Linked DNA regions of Homo sapiens: all the other regions are linked to region 3. Evidence: chromatin loops called from intact Hi-C (ENCODE). Cell type or tissue: heart left ventricle. All regions are shown on one strand.

The links. A loop is a pair of places that touch in the nucleus more often than their neighbours do. Peaks named below come from ENCODE experiments on the same cell type or tissue, not always from the same donor. Only the 100,000 strongest peaks of a DNase experiment are listed, where the experiment ranks them.
Region 1: it touches region 3 in a loop (5-fold over the local background); 3 of 110 quality-filtered maps call a loop at or near these places.
Region 2: a loop joins it to region 3, with 2.2 times the contacts of the local background. A loop is called at or near these places in 2 of 110 quality-filtered maps.

Annotation. Positions count from the first base shown.
Region 1 is chr3:9,499,374-9,507,373 of GRCh38, reverse strand. LHFPL4 (LHFPL tetraspan subfamily member 4) reads left to right here. Exons shown (of 4, transcript NM_198560.3): 3 at 1,171-1,407; 4 at 5,063-8,000. The coding sequence ends at 5,163. Among named protein-coding and RNA genes, the nearest start is that of LHFPL4, 50 kb to the left of the region's middle. RefSeq lists a silencer at 3,835-4,129 and an enhancer at 5,323-6,048. In heart left ventricle, CTCF peaks have their summits at 3,782, 3,983 (motif pointing left) and 6,665 (motif pointing left); DNase peaks (open chromatin) are centred at 3,993 and 6,653; H3K4me3 peaks cover 310 bases; H3K27me3 peaks cover 2,932 bases.
Region 2 is chr3:9,805,242-9,813,241 of GRCh38, reverse strand. ARPC4-TTLL3 (ARPC4-TTLL3 readthrough) reads right to left here. Exons shown (of 12, transcript NM_001198793.1): 5 at 131-299. ARPC4 (actin related protein 2/3 complex subunit 4) reads right to left here. Exons shown (of 6, transcript NM_005718.5): 6 at 6,141-7,032. The coding sequence ends at 7,027. TTLL3 (tubulin tyrosine ligase like 3) reads right to left here and starts at 2,980. Exons shown (of 14, transcript NM_001387446.1): 1 at 2,848-2,980; 2 at 2,533-2,621; 3 at 131-299. The coding sequence starts at 2,580. RefSeq lists a silencer at 2,799-3,278 and an enhancer at 3,759-3,908. In heart left ventricle, no CTCF peak of the experiment used is centred here; DNase peaks (open chromatin) are centred at 3,041, 3,341, 6,318 and 6,907; H3K4me3 peaks cover 2,029 bases; H3K27ac peaks cover 2,193 bases.
Region 3 is chr3:9,911,378-9,919,377 of GRCh38, reverse strand. IL17RE (interleukin 17 receptor E) reads right to left here. Exons shown (of 16, transcript NM_153480.2): 12 at 7,781-7,935; 13 at 5,354-5,422; 14 at 4,779-4,830; 15 at 4,601-4,699; 16 at 2,981-4,127. The coding sequence ends at 3,571. IL17RC (interleukin 17 receptor C) reads right to left here and starts at 2,280. Exons shown (of 19, transcript NM_153460.4): 1 at 1,958-2,280; 2 at 1,644-1,665; 3 at 1,303-1,455; 4 at 969-1,043; 5 at 769-878. The coding sequence starts at 2,062. It also overlaps the pseudogene RNU6-882P. RefSeq lists enhancers at 2,369-2,558, 2,488-3,027 and silencers at 3,598-3,677, 3,858-3,917, 4,028-4,107. In heart left ventricle, a CTCF peak has its summit at 4,065; DNase peaks (open chromatin) are centred at 1,391, 2,317, 3,517, 4,017 and 1 weaker place; H3K4me3 peaks cover 3,882 bases; H3K27ac peaks cover 2,822 bases.

The DNA.
Region 1 (8,000 bases), 410 kb after region 3:
AGTGTGGCATATCTAGAAAATAGCTGAGCCAGGATTTGAGACCCAGCCTTCTTAATCGCTTTGCTATTACGTACCTCTCTCCACACTACATTGCAAGCTCCATGCAGCTAAAATCCAAGTCTCCCCACCCCGCAGGCCTGGTCTAGTGCCTGGCATATGGTAGGCCCTGGATAAATGCTACCTGAGTGCCTGGCACCGTGCTAAGTGTTTTGCACGCATTACTTCATTTAATCCTCCTAATCGCCCTTGAGGTAAGTACAATGGTATTGACTGAAACAGGCCTGTTCAGGTTCAGCGGCATCTGCCAAGGTCATACAGCCAAGTTAGGGGAAGAACTAGGCTAAGTCCTATCATTGGCACTCCATAGTCTGTGCTCTTAGCAAAGTGCTCAACTGCATGAATGAAAGTATATTCTAGCATCGTGAATAAAAGGAAAATGGTGCCCAATAAACATTTGATGGGTGAAGGACAAGAATTTAAAAAATAACAATGAGGGCGGGTGTGGTGGCTCACTCCTATAATCCCAACACTTTGGGAGGCTGAGGTGGGCAGATCACTTGAGGTTAGGAGTTCGAGACCAGCCTGGCCAACATGGTGAAACCTCATCTCTACTAAAAATACAAAAATGAGCCGGACATGGTGGGAGGCACCTGTAGTCTCAGCTACTCAGGAGGCTGAGGCAGGAGAATTGCTTGAGCCCGGGAGGTGGAGGTTACAGTGAGCCGAGATCACGCCATTGCACTCCACCCTGGGCAACAGAGCGAGACTCCGTCTCAAACAACAACAACGACAACAATAATAATAATAATGAGGATGGGAGAGATGGGAGAGGGAGTTGGTCCCGATGCTAGAGGAAGTTGAAGGAGGTGGCTGTGGGTGGCTATGTTCTCATATTCCCAGAATGCTTCCTGGAGGAGGAGTTGATCTCATGGGGAAGGGAGAGGGCATTGCGGGTTCCAGAAAGTTTCTGCTACCCATCGTAGACCTCTTTCTCTCTCTCTTTTCCCTGCCCCTGCCCTCTCTTTCTCCCTCTGTGGAAGTGGGTAACAAGCACGTGGTTGGGTTGATGTGCCCTCAATAGGGTGGGGCCCAGACTGCGGACACTAGCGAGTAATGGTCTTTTCTCTTCCTTCCTGACCGTGGTGGTGGGCCCGGTGCTCTGCCCCTCAGCTCTGTGCCTCGTCCTGGGCTGCATGATCTTTCCTGATGGCTGGGATGCCGAGACCATCCGGGACATGTGTGGGGCCAAGACGGGGAAGTACTCCCTGGGGGACTGTTCAGTGCGCTGGGCATACATCCTGGCCATCATCGGCATCCTCAACGCCCTCATCCTCTCCTTCCTCGCCTTCGTGCTGGGCAACCGGCAAACAGACCTGCTGCAGGAGGAGCTCAAGCCGGAGAACAAAGGCGAGTGTGCTGTGGGCTGGGGGGCAGCGGCGGGAGCCAGGCCTGGTCCTGGGAGGCAGGATAATTTCAAATAAAAGGAGTAAGAGGGTTGCATGAATTGGAAACCCTGGCTGGGCGTGGTGGCTCACGCCTATAATCCCAGCACTTTGGGAAGCCAAGGCAGGTAGATCGCTTGAGCCCAGGAGTTCAAGAGTAGCCTGGTCAACATGGTGAAATCCCCTCCCTAAAAAAATACAAAAACTGGGCTGGGCACGGTGGCTCACGCCTGTAATCCCAGCACTTTGGGAGGCCGAGGCGGGTGGATCCTGAGGTCAGAAGATCCAGACCATCCTGGCTAACACGGTGAAACCCTGTCTCTACTAAAAATACAAAAAAATTAGCCGGACTTGGGAGGCTGAGGCAGGAGAATGGCATGAACCCGGGAGGTGGAGCTTGCAGTGAGCTGAGATTGCGCCACTGCACTCCAGCCTGGGAGACAGCGAGACTCTGTCTCAAAAACAAAAAAACAAAAAAACAAAAAAAAACAAAAACTAGCTGGATGTGGTGGCAAGTGCCTGTGGTCCCAGCTACTCAGGAGGCTGAGGTGGGAGGATCACCTGAGCCTGAGAAGGTTGAGGCTGCAGTGAGCTGTGATTGTGCCACTGCACTCCAGCCTGGACTACAGAGTGAGAGCCTATCTCAAAAAAAAAAAAGAAAGAAAAGAAAAGAAAAAAAGAAACCTGCCTGACAGTACAACCACCTTTTAAATGATTTGATGTTCTGCCTCAGATCTGATCATTTGCCTGTGACCCAGCAAACCCACCTCGGGTACAAACCCATGAGAAGCGTTCAAGGGCGCTGGTGGCTGCAGCTTCACTGTAGCAAACAGCTATAAACAGCCCAATGGCCATGGACAGGAGGCCGGATAAATACACGTGACATGTTCACATCACAGAGCAGCTCACAGCTGTGAAAATGTCACACTTCAGTTATATGTACCACAGTGGATGTATCTCAGTAATATAATGTTGAGAGAGGGGGAAAAAAAAAAACAAGTTCCAGAAGATGACAGAGTGATATATTTATTGAGCTCGAAAGTAAGCAAAACTAAGCAATGTATTGTTTAAACACACATGTATTTGTGGCAGTATTTTTTTTTTTTTGAGATGGAGTCTCACTCAGTCACCCAGGCTGGAGTGCAGTGGCGCGATCTCCACTCACTGCAAGCTCCACCTCCCGGGTTCACACCATTCTACTGCCTCAGCCTCCTGAGTAGCTAGGACTACAGGCACCCGCCACCACGCCCGGCTAAGTTTTTGTATTTTTAGTGGAGATGGGGTTTCACCGTGTTAGCCAGGATGGTCTCGATCTTCTGACCTCGTGATCCGCCTGCCTTGGCCTCCCAAAGTGCTGGGATTACAGGTGTGAGCCACCGTGCCCAGCTGTGGCAGTATATTTTTTTAAAAAGCAAAGAAATAATAAATATGAAAGGTAGGATGATGGTCATCTGTGGTTATGATGGAAGGGGAGGAAGTCAAGTATATGAGCTGGAGCGTGGAGGTATATGCAAATTATGGGTAGCGTTAGAGTCCTTTTTTTTTTTTTTCCTTGAGACAGTGTCTTGCTCAGTTGCCCAGGGTGGAGTGCAGTGGCACGGTCTCGGCTCACTGCAGCCTCCAGCTCCTGGGTTCAAGTAATCCTCGTGCCTCAGCCTCTTGCTCTTGAGTACCTGGGATTACAGGCATGTTGCCACCACACCCAGCTAACTGTTGTATTCTTAGTAGAGATGGGGTTTCACCATGTTGGCCAGGCTGGTCTCAAACTCCTGGCCTCAAGTGATCTGCCTGCCTCAGCTTCCCAAAGTGTTGGGATTACAGGCATGAGCCAGCACACCCGGCTGAGTTATAGTTATTGAATGGTGAGCTCACCAGTGTTGATTATTGTATTTTTTTAAGAGATTGGGGGAGGGGGCCTCACTCTGCTGCTCAGGCTGGAGTGCAGTGGTGCAATCATAGCTCACTGCAGCCTCAAACTCCTGGGCTTAAGCGATTCTCCTGCCTCAGCCTCCTGAGTGGCTGGGACTACAGGCATGCGCCACCACGCCTGACTAATTTTTGTATTTTTTGTAGAGACGAGGTTTCCCCATGTTGCCCAGGCTGGTCTTGAACTCCTGGCTTCAAGCAATCCTTCCGCCTTGGCCTCCCAAAGTGCTGAGATTACAGGTGTGAGCCACCTTACCTGGCACATTGTATGCTTTATAATTAGTGTATTGCATATAAACTTTCATATATATCAAGTAGCATTAAAATACAATAAAGAAAAAAGGCCAGGTTCAGAGAACTCCAGAGCTCCAGTAATTTGCCCAAAGTCACTTAAGTGGTGAAGGCAGAATCTGAACCCAGGTCCAAGTCCAAAGTCCAAGCTCTTCCCCCCTGTCTCAACCTGGTGAAGCCAGAGATTTCCTGCACGGCTTTGGGAGCTCTCCTGGGATGCTGATCTGCTAACCTGTACTCAGAGGCAGGTTCTAAATACCTGATGCAGTCCCTCAGACCCCGGGATTACTGTGGTTTTGGTGTGAAGTCAAGGCCTGCCCTCTGGCGGCAGCTTTCAGAAGTGCAAGACAGACTGAGATCTGGCCTTTCTCAAGAAGGGGTGTGGGGATGTGACTGATGTGAAGTGGGCCCCCTCGGTGTCCTTCTCCTCCCTTCCCAAAGCCCCCTAACAACTCAGTGTTAAAAATCAATGTAAAGGAGCCCCAGTTTTCCTCCCTTCAGTGTCCAGGGAGTCTCCGTCCCTCACTGGGAGTTCAAGATGAGTGAGCCTCCCACTTCAGTTTTAACCCAAAGACCTCCGAGCCAAAAGCCATGGCGCGCACCTGTGGTCCCAGCTACAGGCTGAGGCAGGAGGATCGCTTGAGCCCACACGTTCAAGACCAGTCTGGGCGATGTAACAAAACCCAGTTTCTATTAAAAAGAAAGAAATATATATATATATTTAAAGAAGACCTCTGGAACCAAAGAAAAAATAGATAAATAAATTGCTTCCATTTCCAGCATATTCTATGACCAAACACTGCCAAGTCCTTGGCTGTCATTATTTGTCTCTTTTTGACCCTTCGGAATTACCCTGTGAGGTAGGCTATGATCCTTATTTTGCAGATGAGAAAATCGGGGCTCAGAGAGGTTAAATGGCTTGCTCAAGGCCATCCTGCTGGTCAGGTGAGGCTAGGATTTCAGCGCTTGTGCAGTCTGCCCCTCTGCCCCTCTGACCTTTTTTTTTTTTTTGAGATGGAGTTTCACACTTTTTGCCTAGGCTGGAGTGCAGTGGTGCAATTTTGGCTCACTGCAATCTCTGCCTCCTGGGTTCAAGCGATTCTCCTGCCTCAGCCTCCCAAGTAGCTGGAATTACAGGCATGCACCACCATGCCCGGCTAATTTTTTGTATTTTTGGTAAAGACAGGGTTGTGCCATGTTGATCAGGCTGGTCTTGAACTCCTGACCTCAAGTGATCCACCCGCCTCAGCCTCCCAAAGTGCTGGGATTACAGGCGTCAGCCACCGCGCCCGGCCCCTCTGCCCACTTGTGCCCTGGGGAATGTGCAAGGAAAGCCTGAATGCCCAGGCAGCCTCTGACTTTCTCTAATTCTCTCTCCTTCTCTCTCTCTCTCTCTCTCTTAGATTTTGTGGGCTCTACAGTAAGCTCCGTGTTGCGGCCCGGGGGTGATGTCTCTGGATGGGGAGTCCTTCCCTGCCCCGTGGCTCACTCACAGGGACCCTGAAAGGCCAGGATCACAGCCCAGTAATTGGCCTGACCTCAGCTTGTCCTGCCTTCTGCCCTCTCGTCACTCCATTCAAGCTCTGAGGGAAGACCCTGATCTCAGACTTACTTCTCACCGACTACCCTGCAAGCTCCAGGCTTTGAGGAGAGGAAAGCCTGGATGTGGCCTGGGGGAGAGGAGAGGCCCTCCAAACCTTGGGAGGGTCTAATTCTTGCTCCTCCCTCAATTTGACCTAAGGGAGCCTGCATCTGCGTAGGCCCTTGGGCTTCTCCTCTCCTCTCTAGACTGGCCTGGAGGTCCCTGCAGATCCCCAGGGAGAGCGGAGCTGTAGTTCCAGCTCCCCAGGCCCCCTCAGTCTGGAGGGCTGCCGCCTGGCTGTATCCGCACCTCTTCTGGTCCCTGCCTCTTCAAGAAATTTATTCTAGATACTGCTCCAGGGTGGGCTGGACTCTTTCCTACTTTTTTTTTTTTTCTTTTTTGGCTGATGTTGGTTCCACCACATCTGCCACAAAGCTCCAGGTGCCACCAGTCTCCCCTGGGACCTCCTCTGCTCCATTCCGGCCTGCTCCCAGCTCACCCTGAGGGAGAGCTGCACCGAGGGATGCACAGGGCCCTGCTGTCAGCTGCAGACCGGGGCCCTGATCAGCCCAGAGTCAGAAAAGACTTTCAGGCTCTGGAGGTAGCGGGAGGGGGTACGTGGCCTCGGCAGTTGGAGCTTAGAAGCTGCTCAGCCCGGGCTGGCCTGGCCTCCTCTTCCTCTCTGCTGGAACATCTCACTGATGACTGAGCCCTTGACCTTGGCCTCTTTTGCCCAGGCCTCCTCTCTGCTGGGATGTCTCACCAATGACTGGACCCTTGACCCTGGCCTGTTTTGTACAGCACAGACTTCTTGGCCCTGTTGTCAGGGTTGGGGGTGTGGAGGGGACCCCAGAGGTGGGGAGTTGGGGGATGCATTACCCCTTCTGCCCCTTTTCATGCCCTCCATACCCCAGGCGTCTACCAAGGGCAGAGACTGTCTTGTCTCTTTGATACTTTTCTGCATAACTTGAACTTGCAGGTCATCTCTGAACAGGGTACCCCTGTCCCCCTTCCTAAGCCTTGTTACCCTGTCCCAGCCTCTTCCTCCTCCTGGCCCACCTCTCGCCTTGCGATATGCCCAGGGTCTGCACCTATGGGCAGTGCTTGGAGCCGAGGCATGAGTGTATGTGTATGTGGGTGAAATGTGTGTGCGTGTGTGTGCGCGTGTGAGCGTGTGTGTGTGTGTGTGTGTTGGGGGACAGGTGAGAAGTTTCTCCCCCCTCCACCCACTGTGGGGGCGTCTCCCTTCCCCTTGGCAGGGAGCAGGTGAGGGAGACTCCTGGTATTTTTTGAACACCCGTCATTCCCCTGTGGGTCTGGCGGCAGAGCCATCTCTCCCGGGGAGCCTCCCTGCCCTGGGGCCTGGACAGCTCCCTCAGCACTAGTTGCTGGTGCAGACCGGCTTCGTCCAGCGCCCCCTCCTGGCGGCCTGGACCTGCAGGGAAGGGGCGGTGCCCTGCAGGATGCCAGGGGAAGCCGCCTCGGGCCTCGGCGGAGGGGAGAGGGTCGCTTGAGCGCCATGTGTTTGCCAACCTTGTGTTCATTTCCACAGGACTTGGACCTGAGAGTTAGGGTTTCCAAGAAAGACCCTAGAAGTCCCCTGCCTGTCTCCCCACTCTGGACCCTAGCCGGAATCAGATGTTGGGACCTAGTGGGTTCCTGCCACCTGGAACTTACCAAGTCCCGACTTCACTCCTCCACTTACTCCTCCCGGGCAAAGCCTCCCCGCAGTGCTCTGGTCCCAGCGCTGGGCTCCCCTTCCCCGCCGGCGCCTTCCCGGACAGTCCAGTCGGCCTGGGGTAGGGGCGCTGCGGGACAGAGGGTCCGAGTTAAATGCGGGAGGATGCGGGAGCCCCGTGGGAGGGAGTTGGGGTAGGAGGGAGTTCCTCAAAGATGCAAACCAAGCCCAGCGTTGGAGGGGGAGAGCAGAGTTAGGAGAGAGTGAGGGGAGGGGCGCAGCAAGCGACTGGGAATGGGAGAAGACACTGGGGTGAGGAGAAGAGGGGTGCAGAGACAGGGAGATGAGAGATGATTGGAGAAGGAGCGAGGGGGACGCACAGGCACAGAGAAACAGCGCGAGGAGGAGAGATCGAGAGAGACGGGGCAGAGGTGGAGAGAGATGAGAGACCAGCTGAGAGGCTGCCCGAGAGCTTGGGGTGGGGGAGGGGAAATGGATGAAAAGGCGGAAAAAGGACTCGGGAGCGGGGAAGAGGTAAATGGAGATGTGGGTTGGGGGCAAGAATGGGATGCAGAGGAAGGAGAGGAGGATGAAGGAGCCAGGATGCGGGGCAGTGGGGAGGGGGTTGCTATCTGGGCACTGGGTGAGGGGAGAGCTTGTTCCCCCAAGGACGCCTGCCACCAGGTGTCCTTGCCACACCTTGTTCCCCAAGGACACCCACCAAACCTGTGCCCTGGTGCGGGGGATAGAACTGACCTTTCAGAGGCTGGAGGCCCGGGGCACAGGCAGCCAAGGCCGCATCCTTTTGGGAAGAACTGGAGTGAAGGAAGCCACTTCAGAGGACGTAGTGGGTCCAGCTGACTTAGGAGTGGGTCAGCGCCGGGTGGAGAGGAGGGAGGCTAGTTCCCTGGTGGGGTAGCCTGGCAACATTCCCATTCCACCGCACCTGGCCAGCTGCCATCTTGGCAGAGCCAGGGGGAGATGCACCAGGGAGTTTGGAGTCAGGAAGGCAGAGTTGTGTGGGCTGAAGTCTGCGGGAACCCCAGGGTGACACAGGCAAGGGGTAGAAGTCAGAGTGGGG
Region 2 (8,000 bases), 110 kb after region 3:
ATGCAGAGCCCAGAGCTGATGAGTTTCCTCTCCCTGACCCATAGCCCATAAGGCCTCAACTCTGGGACAGTGGGAACCAAAGGAAAAGGACTCAGGAGCAACAGCTGTGGAAAGGGAAGGAACCACTCACCATCCTCAGTGGTGTCACTGTCACCCATCGCTGAGCTATCCAGATCCTTCTGGGGTGGCAGCAGGGTGGGGCCTGAGCGATGGACCATCTTCTTCTCCACCCAGCCCCTCCGGCGCAAGAGACACCGGATCACCGGGTAGCAGCCTTGGATTGTAAAGATCTTCTTCTGCTGCAATGTGAGAGAAGGATACTTCTTCAATAAGTATTGCATAAGTGCCAGACATAGGGGATATAAAGGTGAACCAGACAGTTATGGACTCTGCCATCAGGAAATTTTTATATTCCATTAGGAGAAATAAACAGACTATAAATAAGTAGAGAAATAAATATGCATGGTAATAATGATAATAGCAATGGCTAATATTTATTGAGGACCTACTACATGCTGAGCACTTACATGCATTACTAACAATACTGTGTGTTTTTATTTTGTTTTGTTTGAGACAGGGTCTCACTCTGTTGCCCAGGCTGAAGTGTAGTGGCACAATCTCGGCTCACTGCACCCTCTTCCTCCTGGGTTCAAGCGATTCTCTTGCCTCAGTCTCCTTGAGTACCTGGGATTACAGGTGTATGCCACCACGCCCAGATAATTTTTTTTTTTTGAGACGGAGTCTTGCTCTGTTGCCCAGGCTGGAGTGGCACAATCTTGGCTCACTGCAACCTCCACCTCCCGGGTTCGAGCGATTCTCCTGCCTCAGCCTCCCCAGTAGCTGGGAGTACAGGCGTGTGCCACTGCGCCCGGCTAATTTTTGTATTTTTAGTAGAGACAGGGTTTCACCATATTGGCCACGCTGGTCTTGAACTCCTGGCCTCAGGCCAAGGCCCGCCTTGGCCTCCCAAAGTGCTGAAATTACAGGCGTCAGCCACCTCATCTGGTGCCCAAATAATTTTTATATTTTTTGGTAGAGACTGGGCTTCACTGTGTTGGCCAGGCTGGTCTCCAACTCCTGGCCTCAAGTGATCCTCCTGACTTGGCCTCCCAAAATGCTGGGATTACAGGTGTAAGCCACCGCGTCTGGCCAATACTATGCATTTTTATTAGATACTGTTATCTCCATTTTACGGGCTATGAAACAGAGGCATAGAGAAATTAAGCAGGGTGCCTGAGGCCCCATAGTGGTTAAGCAAAAGAGCAGGGATTTACATCCTGGCAGTTTGGCTCCAGAAACTGCATACTTAATGGGATCCAGAGAAACTACTTAGAAATACATGGTCAGGGAAGGTTGAAAGGAAGCCATGAATGTACAGAGCTGGGAAATGGCGGTTCAGGCAGAGGGGAATGCATGTGCAAAGGCCTTGAGGCTGGAGAGAGGTCAGAAGGAACTGAAGGGAGACCAGAGTGAGTGGAACATGGAAAATGATGGGGAAAGCCCCAGAGGAGGTAGGCAGTGGCCAGACTGTGGAAGGCCCTGCAGGCCTTGGAACGGACTTGGATTTCATACTAAGAGTGTCATGAGCAAAAAAGGCTAACTGAGGGAATCTTTCTAAGCTTGGCTTGCTGCTGTATTACAAAAAGATGAGGGGACAGGATGGAGGTAGACCAGCTAGGAGGCTGTCATAGTTTGCCTAGGAGAGAAATCACAATTACTAAAATGAAGGTGGTTACAACACAGACGGGAGAAGGTGCTAGAGTTGAGAATCGTTTTGGAGGTGGAGATGACAAGTGGTTTTGCTGATGGAATTAGACCTGTGGGTGAAGAAACAGAAAGATGAGATTTCTGGCGTGAGGAACTGAGAGATGGGAAAGACTGGAGACTGGGGAGGACGACAGGTTTGGGCAGGAAGATCAAAGTCTGGTTTGGGACATGAATTTGAAATGCTTGTTAAGTTTTCTGGGTGTAGATGACAGGTAGGGGCTAGATCTACGGGATGTGGAGTTCGAGGCTGGGCTGGAAGGGGCACGGAGAGGGTGCAGCACACTGACTGGACTCAGCCAAGGACACAGCCAAAGGAGACAGACCTGGGGAAGGGGCCAGGGGGCCACTAATGGCTGAGGAACCTTTAAAGGCCGCTGAAAAGCAGCAGCCAAAGAGGGAGAAAGGAAAACTAGGAGCGTGCAGTCAGACAGCCAAGAGGAAGGGTGTGTGGGGCAGCGGTGTCGAAAGATACAGGGTGCCCAACCGAGATCAAGACCGAAAGGCACTGCTGGGTTTGGCTCCCTGGAACTCACCAGGCACCTTGATTAGAGTGGGACATCGCAGGGAACCAGAGTGGAGGGAGCCCAGAAGTTTGGTGCTGAAGGGGTAAACGGGGAGGTAGTTGAAGATGGGTGTGGTGGTTGAGGATTTTTGCTATTGTTTTTTCTTTTGCTTTTGTTTTTTAAGGATATAAGAAAACAGCGCAGGGAGACAGGCTGAGCCGCTCCCAGGGCCCTTTCTAAGCGCCCCTGCCCCTCCTCTGACCTTGACAGCTCTCTCCACGTAGATTTTGGCGTTTCTGAGCCGGTTCATGTGAGACGCCTTGGAGGATCCTCGCCAGAGGACCGGGAAACCTGCAGAAAGATGCGGAATAGGGGCGGGGTACACTGAGGCTGGGCCTAGGGTCTCGGCCTAGGATCTTTTCTGGCCGCCCATAGCCACGCCTCTTTTCTTCCTCCTGCCTTCATCCAGATGCCCACCCTCAGCCGCTCTTCTCCCGACCCCCAGTCCCTCCACCCCAGCGTCTTGTCGTCCTCGCAGCCGCTGTAGGCCAGAGCGAGCGGGCCGCACGGGCCTCACCATCCTGCGGAGAGGGGTCGAGGACCGGGGTGTGCGGGGGGCCGAGGGGGTGGGTATCCGAGGCGCCCTGGGCGTGGGTGCCTGGGACCAGCGTCTTGAAGGCGCCGCTGAGGCGGCGCGCAGGGGCGGGGCTGCCCGCCTGGCATCTGCCGCCTGCGTGACCCTCCTCGGACTGGGCGGAGGCAGGGCCGGCCCATGGCAGCCTCCTGGGTGGACGGAACTCGGAGCGGCGCGCCGAGGGGAAACTGGTGCGTGGCTCGAGCGGCTGCGGCTTCCGCAGCCAGTTGCACACCGCGCCGCCCTCCTGGCGGTACCAGGAGGCCGAGCCCCGGCGCCCGGGCCCCAGCTCCCTCGCGCTCAGGAGCAGTGGCGCGTCGGGGCCCTGCATGCGCCCCTCGCCGCGCTCGCCCTCCCAGGGCCCCTGATCCCGCGCCCCTCCGCGTCGCCGCCTCCTCTCCCGGGAAGTTCCTGCCTAGGCTCGAGCCTTGTCCTCCGTTCCAAGCCCCGCCCCGTTTGCTATTGCCTTGGAAACCATTCCCTGGGCACCATCAGACCGCTCGGGGCTGGTTGGGGGCTGCGATGGGCCCCGGGGCAGTCGAGCGAGGGCTTCCTTATGACCTGGGGCCTCACCCAGACCCTTGATGAGCAGGGCACTGAAGGCGGAAGAGAGCACTGAGCCCCAGTTAGTTAGTGTTGCGGTTCCTTATCCAGTACTTCCTGGTGCCACCGGCCCTAGGGTTTGAGTGATTCCACAGTATTTATAGGCGCTAACAAATGGCCCCTGACCTCATGGAGCTTACTAAAAGCCCAGTGTGAGGGGAATAAAAAGCAAGTAACAAAGGAAGAGAATAGTTTACAGGTATAATAAGGGCAATGAACAAGCAGAGGTGAAACCAGGAAGGGGGCGCATTTTAGATAAAGTGGCGCATTTAAGCTGAAGGTGTAAATGCCAGGAGTCAGGAGTCACCAGGGAAAGGGGAGGAACTGCACTTCAGGGAAGGGACAGTCCCAGCAACAGCCCTGAGAAGGGTAAGAACCTCTGTGCGAACTACAAGACAGCCAGGGTGGCTGGAGCCTGGTGAGGCCAGATCAGACCTGCTGGGCCTGGCAGATGGGCCTAGGGTAAGGTCCTTAGCGAGGGCAGCATATGGGGGTAACAAGAAGGTGCAGAGCACACCCTCCCCAGAAACTGGAAATGGAAAAACAATCATTTGAGTCAACTGCGAAAGAAATGTAATAGTTCACAACAGTTATGCCTGGCCCCCAGGCTAAGACTGTAAGCAACCTTTTTGGAAGCACTGGCAAAATATTATCCTCAAAAGTCACAGGGGAGGTAAGGCTCCAAGATGTTAAACAATTTGCCTCAAATCACAGAGCAGAGGCAGCACTGGAACCCAGGTCTGACTCCAAAGCCTGTCTCTTAAACACCTGTTATCACTCAGGTTGCCTGCCAGTCACAGAAGGACCACACAGGGACAGTTTGAGAGGCAAACTCTAGCAGTGCCCCCGCAGGCAGAGTCGAAGAGTGTCCTGGTAAGAGCCCAGCTTTGTCAGTCACTGGGTAGATGTGCTCTTAAGAGTGAAGGTGGATCCCCCACCTTCCTGTCCAGCTGACCCCAACTCCCCTTTAGCTGATGGCTGGACTTCCCGAAAAGCATGCCCCCCAGGAAAGGTGATTTAGGGAATTTGGACCCTGGGAGAGAGATACATGACAAATGAGGTTTGTGGCTGGCTCACCCAGGCAATGCTGTCCTGTGAGGGTTGTTGAGTGACCAGCTGCTATATCCTATTAGTCACCCAGTTTCACTGTGAGCACCTTTAACATTCACTGCAAAGCTAGAACATAGCCATGTGCCCTGGAGGAGGGAACACCTAATTCAGAGGGGTGGCGAGGTAGGTCACAGAGGTAATGTCATAAAGGAGATGATAGCACTTTGGGAGGCTGAGGCGGGGGGATCACCCAAGGCAGCCGAGGCAACATAGTGAGACCTAAAAAAAAACAAAAACCAAAAACAAAAAAATTAGCTGGGCGTGGTGGCACAGGCCTGTGGTCCCAGCTACTCAGGAAGCTGAGGTGGGAGAATCACTTGAGCCTGGGGAAGCTGAGGCTGCAGTGAGCCATGCTTGCGCCACTGCACTCCAGCCTGGGTAACAAAGCGAGACCCTGTCTCAAAAATGAAAAAAAAAAAGGGGGGGGGAGGAGGGGGGCAATAGCTGTTCCAAGTTGCCCTTACCCCCTCCTCCCTTTAACATCACCTTGTCCACCCCATCAGAAGAAACCCCTCTGGCCATCTGGAGGAATCCCTTTTGAAAGCTCAGCTCAAAGGTTCACCCTTCTTGAAGCTTACCCTGACACCCACTCCTATATTTACCCCTTGGCCCCCAGACTTCCAATATTAAATATGAAACACTTCAGTGAACCTTTTACACACCCAGCCCTTTTCCTGGACCTCCAAGCCTCAAGGCAAGGATAAACATCATGAACACTGGAAATTATTCAACAGCCCAGCCACTGGGCTGGTGGAAAAAATATAGTTCAGTCAGTACCTGTGTAGCAGCGACCGTATCAGATTGTTTATATTCATTATCTCCACTTCATAGACTAAGAAACTGAGACACAAAATAGAAGTAACTTAGCCAAATCTGGCAAGAAGAATCAGGACTCAAACACAAGGGTCTTTTGTCTTTTTACTTCAAGGTGTTACTAAGGTCTAGTACTATCCAATGGAACTTTCTGCAATGATGGGAATCTCTATGTATGTGTTGTATATGCTGTATGTCTATATATGCTGTTATATATGGTACAGTCACTGGTAGCTGTTAAGTTGCCAGTGGGACTGGGGAACTGGATTTTAAACTTTATTTAATTGTAATAATTAAAATTTAAATAGCCACTTGTGGATGGTGATTACTGTTTTGGCACAGGCAAAAGTCTACTCTCTTGCTCACTGGCTAGATTTGGGGCAAGCTATTACATCTCATGTTTGGAACCTCAGTTTCCTTATCCACCAAATGGGAGCACTGTTTCTCTGAGGTTACTTTTTAGCCCAAGTAAGTTCCTTATGTGAAAAGCACCAAAGCTCTGTATAGGCAGACAGAGCAGTTTCAGAAATTAATGGTGCCTGGACTGCAATGAATGGAGTCTCTGGGTTGGGACCCCTGGCAGGAATAATGGCAGGACCAATCATGAGACTGCACCCAGTGGGGAGCTCCAGGCACAATTACCAGCCATCTGGTCTCAGGGAAAAGAAGCCCCACCTCCCCTCCTTTCACACACACACACAGCATAGACCTCATGCAGCCCCAAAGGGGCAAAAAGAGACTTTAATTAGGGGAGGGAGGATCCACCAGAATCAGAAAAGGGACAGCTAGCGTGGGAGCAGAGGAGCCAGAACAGGCAGGAGGAGGGCCCGGCCAGGAAGCTCTGGAGGACTCACCTCGCCACCTCTGGCACAGGCACTGGCACTGACGGACAAGGCGAAACAGCGGCCCCTCTCAACTGGGAGGGCACCCAATGGCCCCTGTAGCCAGAGGTTGCCCGGCTTTTGGGCCCCAGGTCCTAGGCATGACTGGTGGTCACCAATTTGGCCCTTGTCCCCAACCAGTGCTGGGGGGCCATCTTTAGGCAGAACTCAGGAAGCTGGCAGAGAGTTCCCAACACTTATACTGGGGCCAAGGAGGCTTGGGAATAAAAGGGCAAGGGAGAAACTGGAGTCTGAAACCTCCCTCCCTCCCCACCTGGGGTGGCATAGGAGAGAAAAAATAAGTCGCCTTCTGGCTCCAGGCCCGCCCAGACCCACAGCAACCAATAACGTATAATCACTGGGACCAGTCACAGCCACTGGAGGTGGAGGTTTAAAAAAAAAAAAAAAAAAAAAGACAAAAAGGTTACAGTATCCTACAAGCACAGAGTTTAAGTTTCAAGACGTTAAAAAAAATCTGTCCCGGCCCAGGGGACTGAACATCAGAAGCCAGCCTGACCAGGCACGTGTGGCCTTGGGGCAGGTCCACTGCTGCTTTCTTGCCCAGCTAGCAAGCACACCACCCACCTCCCGCATCAAATGCCCACCCCAACCCAACTCCCTGCCGCCGCCGCGCTGCTCGGGGAGTGACTCCAGGACGCCTTCGTGGAGACATGGGTAGTCTGAGGGGGAAGGCCACGAGATCCAGCCAGATGGTTTAAAACTGTCAAGAGAACCAAGAGGCAGTGCATGGTGGTTATTATTGCATCCTGGTGGCACTGCTCTAAGGAGGTGCATGAACCTGAGAGCTGCCACTGTGCTCATATCTGTGAGGGGCAGAGTTGGGTCCCAGGACACCTTGTGGTCATGCTCTAATTCAGCCAGCTTTCAGAAGTGACCTATGGGCACCGGCCCTAAGCCTAGCACTAGATAAGGCAGAAAAATTAAGAGCCATGAGAGCTTCTCCACAGCTCCCTTGTGCCCTGGCATGGAGGCTGCTAGAAAGCCCTGCCAGCGTCCTGCCTGGTGAACTGAGGTTGCTTTCTTTAGGCATGGGGGCTCTCATGCAAGGGGCCTGGGGACTCAGAGGGCCAAGTGGAAAAGGACCCAGGTTCTGGTACTTTTGTGTCAAGCTCTGGATGAACCTCCAACCAAGCCAGGCCCTTGAAATGTTTTCTGCCCTCAAGGGTCCCCCATGCTGCCTAGGACAGCCCTGCACATTTTAGAGACCAAAGGTTGTGAACCAATGGCCCATGCCTGAAACTAGCCCAAAGATGAGCACTGCATGGCCCACATGGTGTTTAAAACAATATGAATTAGTTGCCAACCTTGAAAACATGGAAGATGCCATATACAAATCCAAATTTGGGGGTTCAATGGCCTGGAGCTGTGTGGGAGCCAGCCCCTGCACATGAGGCATGCGCTCAGCAGCTCCTCACCCTGCCCACTCCATACTCAGCCCACTCCATAGCTACCCGACCTTTGGATGCACCTGAATTTGTGACCCTTGACAAAGGCTATGGTACTTTCTTAGACCTCTGAGTCCGAAAACCCAGCTCCACATTCTGGTTCCTCCTCTTACTGGCTGAGGGACTTTGGACAGGTGCTTTTACTTCTAAAGCCCCAGTTTATTAATCTCTAACATGGCGATAATAGCTGACTCAAAGACTGTTTTGAGTAATAAATGGGACA
Region 3 (8,000 bases):
CCACTGTGCCCGGCCAGAACTATTGTTTTTTTATGTGGCAAAAACAAAAACAAAAACAAAAACAAAAAAACTTTAAGAGATATTTCACAAGGAAGTTACACAAATAGCCAATAAGCATGTGAAAAAAGTGCTCAACTTCATCAGTCATTGGAAGATACAAATTAAAACCACAATGGCAAACCACTACATATGCAGAAAAATTATGACAATTACAACACTTATGCTTGTTTTGGCACCACATATACTACAACTGGAACAATACAGAAAAGATTAGCAAGGCCCGTGCCTGAGGATGACATGCAAATTCATGGAGGGTCCCATATATTTAAAATTCAAATATATTTAATTTAAAAATAAAATAAAATTACACCATCAAGTGTTGGCAAAGATGGGAAGCAACTAGGACTCCCATACACTGCTGGTAGGAGGGGAAAATAGTAGAAGCACCCTGAAAAACGCTTGGTGATTTCTCGCAGTCAAGCATATGAAGTAGAACTATTCTCATCCCCATTTTACAGACATAAAAGCTGAGGCATAACAGGCTGAAGGGACTTGCCCACAGCGCTGATCAGAATCAAAAGAATAGTCCCACCTCACATGGCTGTTGTGAGAATTAAATAAGTTGATACCTGTAAAACACTGGCTGTAATGCCTGGTACTGAAGGGTTTCAATAAATTTAATTCTTTTGTAATCCTCAAAGAGATAATGCATGTGAAAAAGTTTTATAGATTTTAGGTTTAGAAGGTGATTATTATTATTTTGCATACCACAGACTGACCAAACTGCACAAGGGCAGCAGGCACTTGCACCTCCAGCAGGACGCAGCGGGCAGTAGGGTAGGCCTGGAAGGAGAGCACGACTTGGGCCTGGAGAGAGGCTGTGGGCAACAGGGCAGGGGTCAGTCAGGCCCAGGAGCGGCAGGCCAGGCCTTGGCATGGGGCAGTTGGGCCAGCCAGGTTCTCCTCACCATTCCTAGGCTCCTCCACCCCTGAGTCAGCTGCTCCTCCAAACTTTTCCTCATCTTCAGGCTCTTCCCAGTGCCCTAGAAGGACCCAAGAGCAAGGCCCTGGGTGAGGCCCCCTGCTCTGGGCTGGCTGGCTTTGGCGTTGGCTTCCTTCTGGAAAGCCCAGTGCTGGGAAGCAGGGGCTGGGGAGACCACACTGGCCTGGGGGTCCTTCTGCTGGTGTCCTCCAGGAGAACACTGAGGATGCCTAGCACTGCTTGAGAGATCCCCTGGCCCTCATGCCCACCCCAGACACACTCACGTGTACACATGCACTGTCACAGGATGACTTGCTCACCATGCACGGCCAAGTGGACAGCCACACGCAGACAGAGGTCACAGTCGGTCTCCTTCTGGCACCTCAGCACCAGCTCTGTCTGCAGGTGCGTAGGCGCCAGCACGGGGCCCGGAGCAGGCACGATGTCCCCAGGCAGGCAGAGTATGTCACTGTCTGTGTGTGGAGGAGCGGGTGGGAGCTGAAGCTGTTCCAAGCCCAGAATTTGGTGGCACCTGACATACCCAGAGAGCCAAAGAACTTGGCTGTCCTAGGCTGAGGTGGGCATGGAGGGCATGGGCCTGGGACAGCTCTGCTCCCTTCGGCCAACCTGGGAAATTCTTTTTAAAAGTAGGGATACTTACCCCAGAGGCGGCAGGAGAGGCCCTGGGAAGGAAAGAAAGGAGAGTCAGAATTTGTGCCCCCACCATCTAGGCACTGTTCTCTGCCTAAGACCTCCACCTACCTTTTTCTGGGGCTCCGTATTCCCAGACCCTCCCAGAGAAAGACAGACCCAGCTCTTGCCCCTTCCCCGTTCTTCTCTTCTACCATCAGCACCAGACAGACCAGACAGGGCAGTTCTGGCAGTGGCAGCAGTGACAGGAGCCAGGCTAAGGCTTTGCTGAGCCAAAAACTGAACCCTGAGCCTTTCCTCGTCTCCCCAGGGTTCCAGACTCACCGGAGAGCAGTGGGTAGCGTCCTGAGGCCCCACAAGCCTCTCCAGAGAAAGGACCACTGGGCTTCGGCCCAGTGCCAAGGACAGCAAGAACCAGGGCACAGGCATCTTCTAGGTGCCAGGTGGCACCCAGGCCTGAGGCCCTGTGCTGCCCCCCCCCAAGGGGGGCAGACACCCCAGTCAGCCCGTGTCTGTGGGTGGCAGGGGCTGGAATCCCTCTTCAGCCTCCAGAGGGGGCGGAGGGGGCTGTGCTGGGTAGTTTGTGCACTCTCTGTCCTGGGAGTCCTGACTCTCCTCCTACTTCCAGCACGGAGTGCTTTCGTTTTGGCTCCCGGCAGGCTGCTGGCTGTTCCCGCCCCTCTCTGTCCCTCCCACCAACACCAGGCTTGGGAGCCAGCAGCCTTGGACTAGGGTGGTGGCCGCACCTCCTCCTTCTTTGGCTCTCCTCTCCCTCTGCTGACACCTGGCTGGGAGGGGCCCCTGAAGAAGACAGCGAATGCATCACGGCTGAGTAAGGGAGCTCTTACTCACCCCCGGAGCCCTAAGGAGGACACAGCCCTGGAGTCCTGGGCCCACTAAGTCTCCCCTTACTAGGCACACTCGGTCCCTTCAGACACTCTTTGGGCCTCGGTAACCCTTTGTGGGACAGGAGCTCTAAAAGCACGGACAAAAGGCACCAGAAAGTGGGCTTTTCACCACTGCCTGGCTCAAATGCGGTATGGGGAGTAGAAGGAACCCAGGACCCCAGAGCCTGGCAGACAGGGGTCCCATCTGTGCTGTTGCTGTGGGCCGGCTGTGTGATGATGGACACACCATCTGGCGAAGCCTCTGTTTTCCTCTCCTCTTGTAAGAATCACTGGGGGGGATCAAGGAGATTGCCCCATCCTCCTTTGCTTTTGGAGGCATTGCTTGTAAGAATGTGACGGATGCCATGCGGTATGGACACAGAGGATTTGGGCCAGCACACTGACACATACCCCACCAGGCAGGCTCCCCAGCCACACTAGAGAAGCACACTGTGTTTTCTTAGTTTGTCATGTTTGTCTTTATTCATCTTTCCGGATCTTGGTCCCCACCGCCAGCACCCACCCACCCCACCCCCAACCCCCACTGTCCTGACCACCTGGAGCCAAAAGCCTCTTTTCCTAGGTCCAGAGTCCTCTCTCCCTCTGGCCAGAGCCTCAGAGTGGGAAAGGGAATCCCTGGCCCCCAAGGAGGTTTTCTCTCAGCCGCCCCCTGCAATCCCCCACCGCCTCACCCTCCTTCAGAACTGACATGGCTCCTGCCTCCCTACCCCGGCCCCAACCTCTCCAGCCTGGACTGAAGCATAAGCACACTGCTCTTTCTGGAGTTCTGGAGAGGAAGTGGGAAGACCGCCCTCCCCCATCAGAACAGGGGTTAGAGGAGCTCTCAGTCAAGGGAAAGTATGAGGAGGAAGAGGGACGCGCGCGGGGACTGGGCTGGGACTTCCGGCCTGTGAGGCAGGGAATGCGGCTTTTCGGCCAGTCGTCCTCGAGGCACCCCAAGGATTTCAGGGTCGAAGGCTCATTCCGGGGTTCCAGCCAGTGTCCGTTGCGTTGCGGCCGCAGACACCCGGGACTGCGGTGGAGCTCTGCTCAACCTAGGTCTGCAAGTCGGGCGGCCTCTCGTTCGAGCCGGCTGCACAGCTCTAGGCGGCTCTGCCTGCGCTGCCGCGCCCCAAGGCGGCCCCAGCTGGTGGCCTCTGCGAAAGGCCGCGCGTCCAGCGCCCGCAGCAGACGCGGCAGGTCGCGCAGCAGGCGGTAGCGCGGCAGGGCGCGCAGCGGCGGGGGGATGTCGCCCTTGGCGCAGAGGCGACTGAAGTAAGCGAGCAGCAGCAGCGGGCGCGGGGCAGCGTGGAGCAGGGCGAGCAGGGGCGCGGCGCGGGGGTCGGGGCCGCTGACCGGGCGAAGGTCGGCGCCGCTCCACAGCAGCAGCACAGTGCCCTGCTCCCGCGCTACGCGCGTCCGCGCCGCCCAGAGCCACGGCAGCGGGCCCACGCGCGCCACGTGCCTCCCCTCCCACAGGTCCACGATCACGTCGCGCCCGCCGCCCAGCGCTGCCCGTAGCAGTTCAGCCAGCGCTCCCACCAGGCGCCGCTGCGCCTCCGAGTCCGCCGCGTGCAGGAGGAGCACTGGCCGCGCTGGGCCCGGGCCTGGTGGCGGGAAGCAACAGATGAAGGCTGGGCGGCTGAGGGACTGCTCAGCCCTCTTCTCCCCACCCTCTCGGGATACCGTAGGGTGCTCGCCTCTCCGCCCCCGCCCCCGCCCCTTATTTGCTCTGGGGGTTGGTACCGAAAACAGCCCTAGCCTATAGGGTGCTTATGGGCTAATTAGATAAAGGCACCCCTTCTGAAGAGAGGGTCAGGGCTCCAGGCTGGGCGAGTACAGCGCAGGCTGGATTTCTGCCCCACTAGCCTTTTGTACAGAGACTCAGTACAGTGACAATATGCTCAGAGGGCCCTTTGCCTTGCCTTAACCATTCCTGCTCACTTGGGGGCCTGAGGCTCCCTGCCTGGGTAACAGAGATTGGGTGCAGTGCTGAGAGCTCAGACAGGGGAGGGTGAGGGGGCAGCTAGTCTCCGAGCTGGGCAGGTCTGACTTCCCAGGTTACCCCAGGTGAGCTTACCTGACTGTGGGCGCCGGCAGGTGAGGGCCAGAACAACACCCAGTAGGGTGAGGAGGGCCAGCAGTGCCAGGATCAAGAGCCCCAGGTGTCTGTAAGAGACTGAGTCAAGCAGGATGAGGCCAAGCCCAGTTCCTCAGTGCCCAGCCTCCCTCTTACCTCCCCCTCCCCAAGAACTCACCATCCGGACACAAGAGGTGCTTCCAGGCAAACTGGACATCTGACCGCCACACCTGAGGGCACAGAGCCCCCCACCCCTATGAGCCAGGCATCTTCTCCTCCCGGGGAGCTGAGTGAAGCATGGAGCTGGGGGAGAGGGGAGTCCCCACTGGCTAGGGAATTCTTCCCAGGTGGGTTTGTGTCTGCTCCAGCTGCTAGCCTGGCACAGAACAGGTCAATGGTGGCAAACTCAAGTGTGACAGGGGCCAAACTCAAAAAGTAAACTCAAAGTTGACCAGGGCTGCTGTGAGGACCTGGAGAGCACAGGCCCTGACTGAAACAATCAGATGGCACTGAGCTCCAGGCCATTGTCACCATGCCAGAATGTGGACACACGGCACTAGGTTTTTCTGATTTTTCAACAGAGGCCAGAAATCCAGCTTTGTTTATATATGTAAATGGTGGTAAGCAATTTCAATTTAAAACACTGTGCTGGCCAAACCAAACATTTTTGCAGAATGGATTTTCCAGGGGTGGGTGCCACTAGGGGAGCAGATGCCAAGGCTCTGTATGTAGAGTGAGGGTAGGTTTCCTTACCAGGACACAGCACCCTGGCCTCAGGAAGGGAATGATGAGGTCTAGTGACACTGGGCTTGAGCCCCGGGCCTGTAGAAACAAAGAGCAGAAAGGCTGTCCCCAGGGAGGTGAATCTGGCCCTGTCTGGCCTTGAGTCTTTGCCCCTGCTGTTCCTCCCCACCACACCCCCAATCCTACGAGGCTTAGGCCAAGTGCCACCTCTGACAAGAAGGCTTCCCCAGTCACTCCGGCTCCCACTGATCTTTCCCAGAGCTCAGCTCCTGCTGCAGTCAGGTATTTGTCAACAGACAGACTCTGAGTGTGTCCTCTGTGCCAAGCCCTGAGGAAAGAAGGCGGGTGCGGACATTGTCTGTGTCCTCTAGCAGCTCACAAACCAGGAAGGCTGTCTCACTTTACTCTCCTGCACAGCTGAAGAGGTATCAAAACATATCATTGAAAAGAATGTAAGTTTTAAGGTCAGGAGACCTGGGTCCAGGCTTAACTGTTGCCTTTGTAGTCCCTAGCTTTGTGGTCCTTGCATGGAGGTAGGTTACCTCTCTTTCCTAAGGCTCACTTCCCTCATTTTTATTTTAATTTTTTTATGTTTGTTTATTTATTTATTTATTTATTTATTTATTTTTTGAGACAGAGTCTTGCTCCGTCGTGCAGGCTGGAGTGCACTGGTGCAATCTTGGCTCACTGCAACCTCCACCTCCTGGGTTCAAGCTATTCTCCTGCCCCAGCCTCCCAAGTAGCTAGGATTACAGGTGCACGCCACCATGCCCAGCTAATTTTTGTATTTTTAGTAGAGACGGGTTTTGCCATGTTGGTGAGGCTGGTCTCAAACTCCTGACCTCAGGTGATCTGCCCTCCTCAGCCTCCCAAAATGCTGGAATTACAGGCGTGAGCCACTGCGCCTGGCCTACTTTCTTCATTTTTATATGGGGGATAATAATCTTTATTTTACTGGGTTATTGAGAGCATCAAATGGGTATATGCACATGAATGTCTTTTTAAATAAACTACAATGTATATTCATTTATTGGTAACAGCTATTATTAGTCTATGAACTCCTTAACTGTGTTATATACTTTTCTTGTATCTCCCAGAGCCTGCTACAGGGTGGGCACAAAGCATACTAAATTGGACAGAATTTTAATTAAAAACATTTTTTTTAGAGTCAGAGTCTTATGCTGTCACCCAGGCTGGAGTGCTGTGGCATGATCATAGCTCATTGCAGCCTTGGACTCCTGAGCTCACACGGTTCTCCCACCTCAGCTGGGACTACAAGTGTGAGACACTGCATGTGGCCATCTTAAGCGTGACTTGGTCTTTCATACTGTGTTGCTATCACCTGTCTGCTTGGGAGCCCTCATACAATGCAAAACAAACATATAAGCTGCAAGTGAGCATTTAAGAAATAACTGTTTGAAAGAGCTAGTCATGCTTAGTCAGCGTGGTGCTGTGGTATTGAGGGTGTACTTGACTGTGGTTTTTATATCAGATACATGGAAGATAGTCTGATAAAGTGCTCCTAGTTACGTAACAGGTGAAATTTGTCAATAGTTTACAGGATTGTGCAGAGCCTGTCAGCTGCATGGGCTCTGCCTCCTAGGATAGATAACTTCTGCACAGGTGCCTCGTGGAGGCAGGAGAGTAGTGGTAGCGGACAGCTGGGTTCAAGGGAAGGCATCAGTATTAAATGTTGTTCTGTTAGGCTAGAGCAGTGGTCCCCGACCTTTTTGGCACCAGGGACTGGTTTCATGGAAGAAAATTTTTACACAGAGGTTGAAGGGGTTGGGGTTTGGGGGAATGGTTTCAGGATGAAACCACCTTAGATCATCAGGCATTAGATTCTCATAAGTAGCTCACAACCAAGATCCCTCGCATGCACCGTTCACAATAGGGTTTGCGCTCCTATAAGAATCTAATGCAGCCACTGGACTGACAGGAGGCAGAGCTCAGGCAGTAATGCTTGCTCACCCTCCACTTACCTCCTGCTGTGTGGCCTCGTTTCTCACAAACCACAGACAGTTACTGGTCTGCGGCTCACGGATTGGGACCCCTGGGCTACAGGACACCTGAATGTGGGAGGGCCAGTCCCTTGCCTCTGTTATTCCTGTAAATTCAGAAACTGAAAGGATTAGAAAATACTCCCTTAGCTTGCAGTGAGCCGAGATCGCGCCACTGCACTCCAGCCTGGGTGACAGAGCGAGACTCTGTCTCAAAAAAAAAAAAGAAAAAAAGAAAAAAAAGAAAATGCTCCCTTGAGGAACCTACTGTCAGCAAGTTAGCTGAACAGAGGCTGATCACGTAAATAAAGTAAACCAGATGGTAAAAGTCAGGGATTTGTTTGTTTCTGCCTTCCCAGGGTCTATCTCAATGAGGTCACAAGGAAATTGAGGGCTGTGCTCTGAGCAATAGGACCTAGTGGGGGCGAGGCCATACCTGGCTGACAGTGTACACGGGGGGCACCAAAGTGTCCTGCCCCAAGCCTGGGAGGCTCCAGGCAGCACTGAAGGTGGCATGCATTCTTGAGGAGAAGTGAAGAATCAGCTGCTGGGCTTGGGTATCCATGCTTACATTCCAGGATGTGAGAGACCCTGTTTGGGGCGGGGTGGGGGTGTTGATAGGAGTTGGGCTTTGGGTGATGAATTCAGGGCTGGGC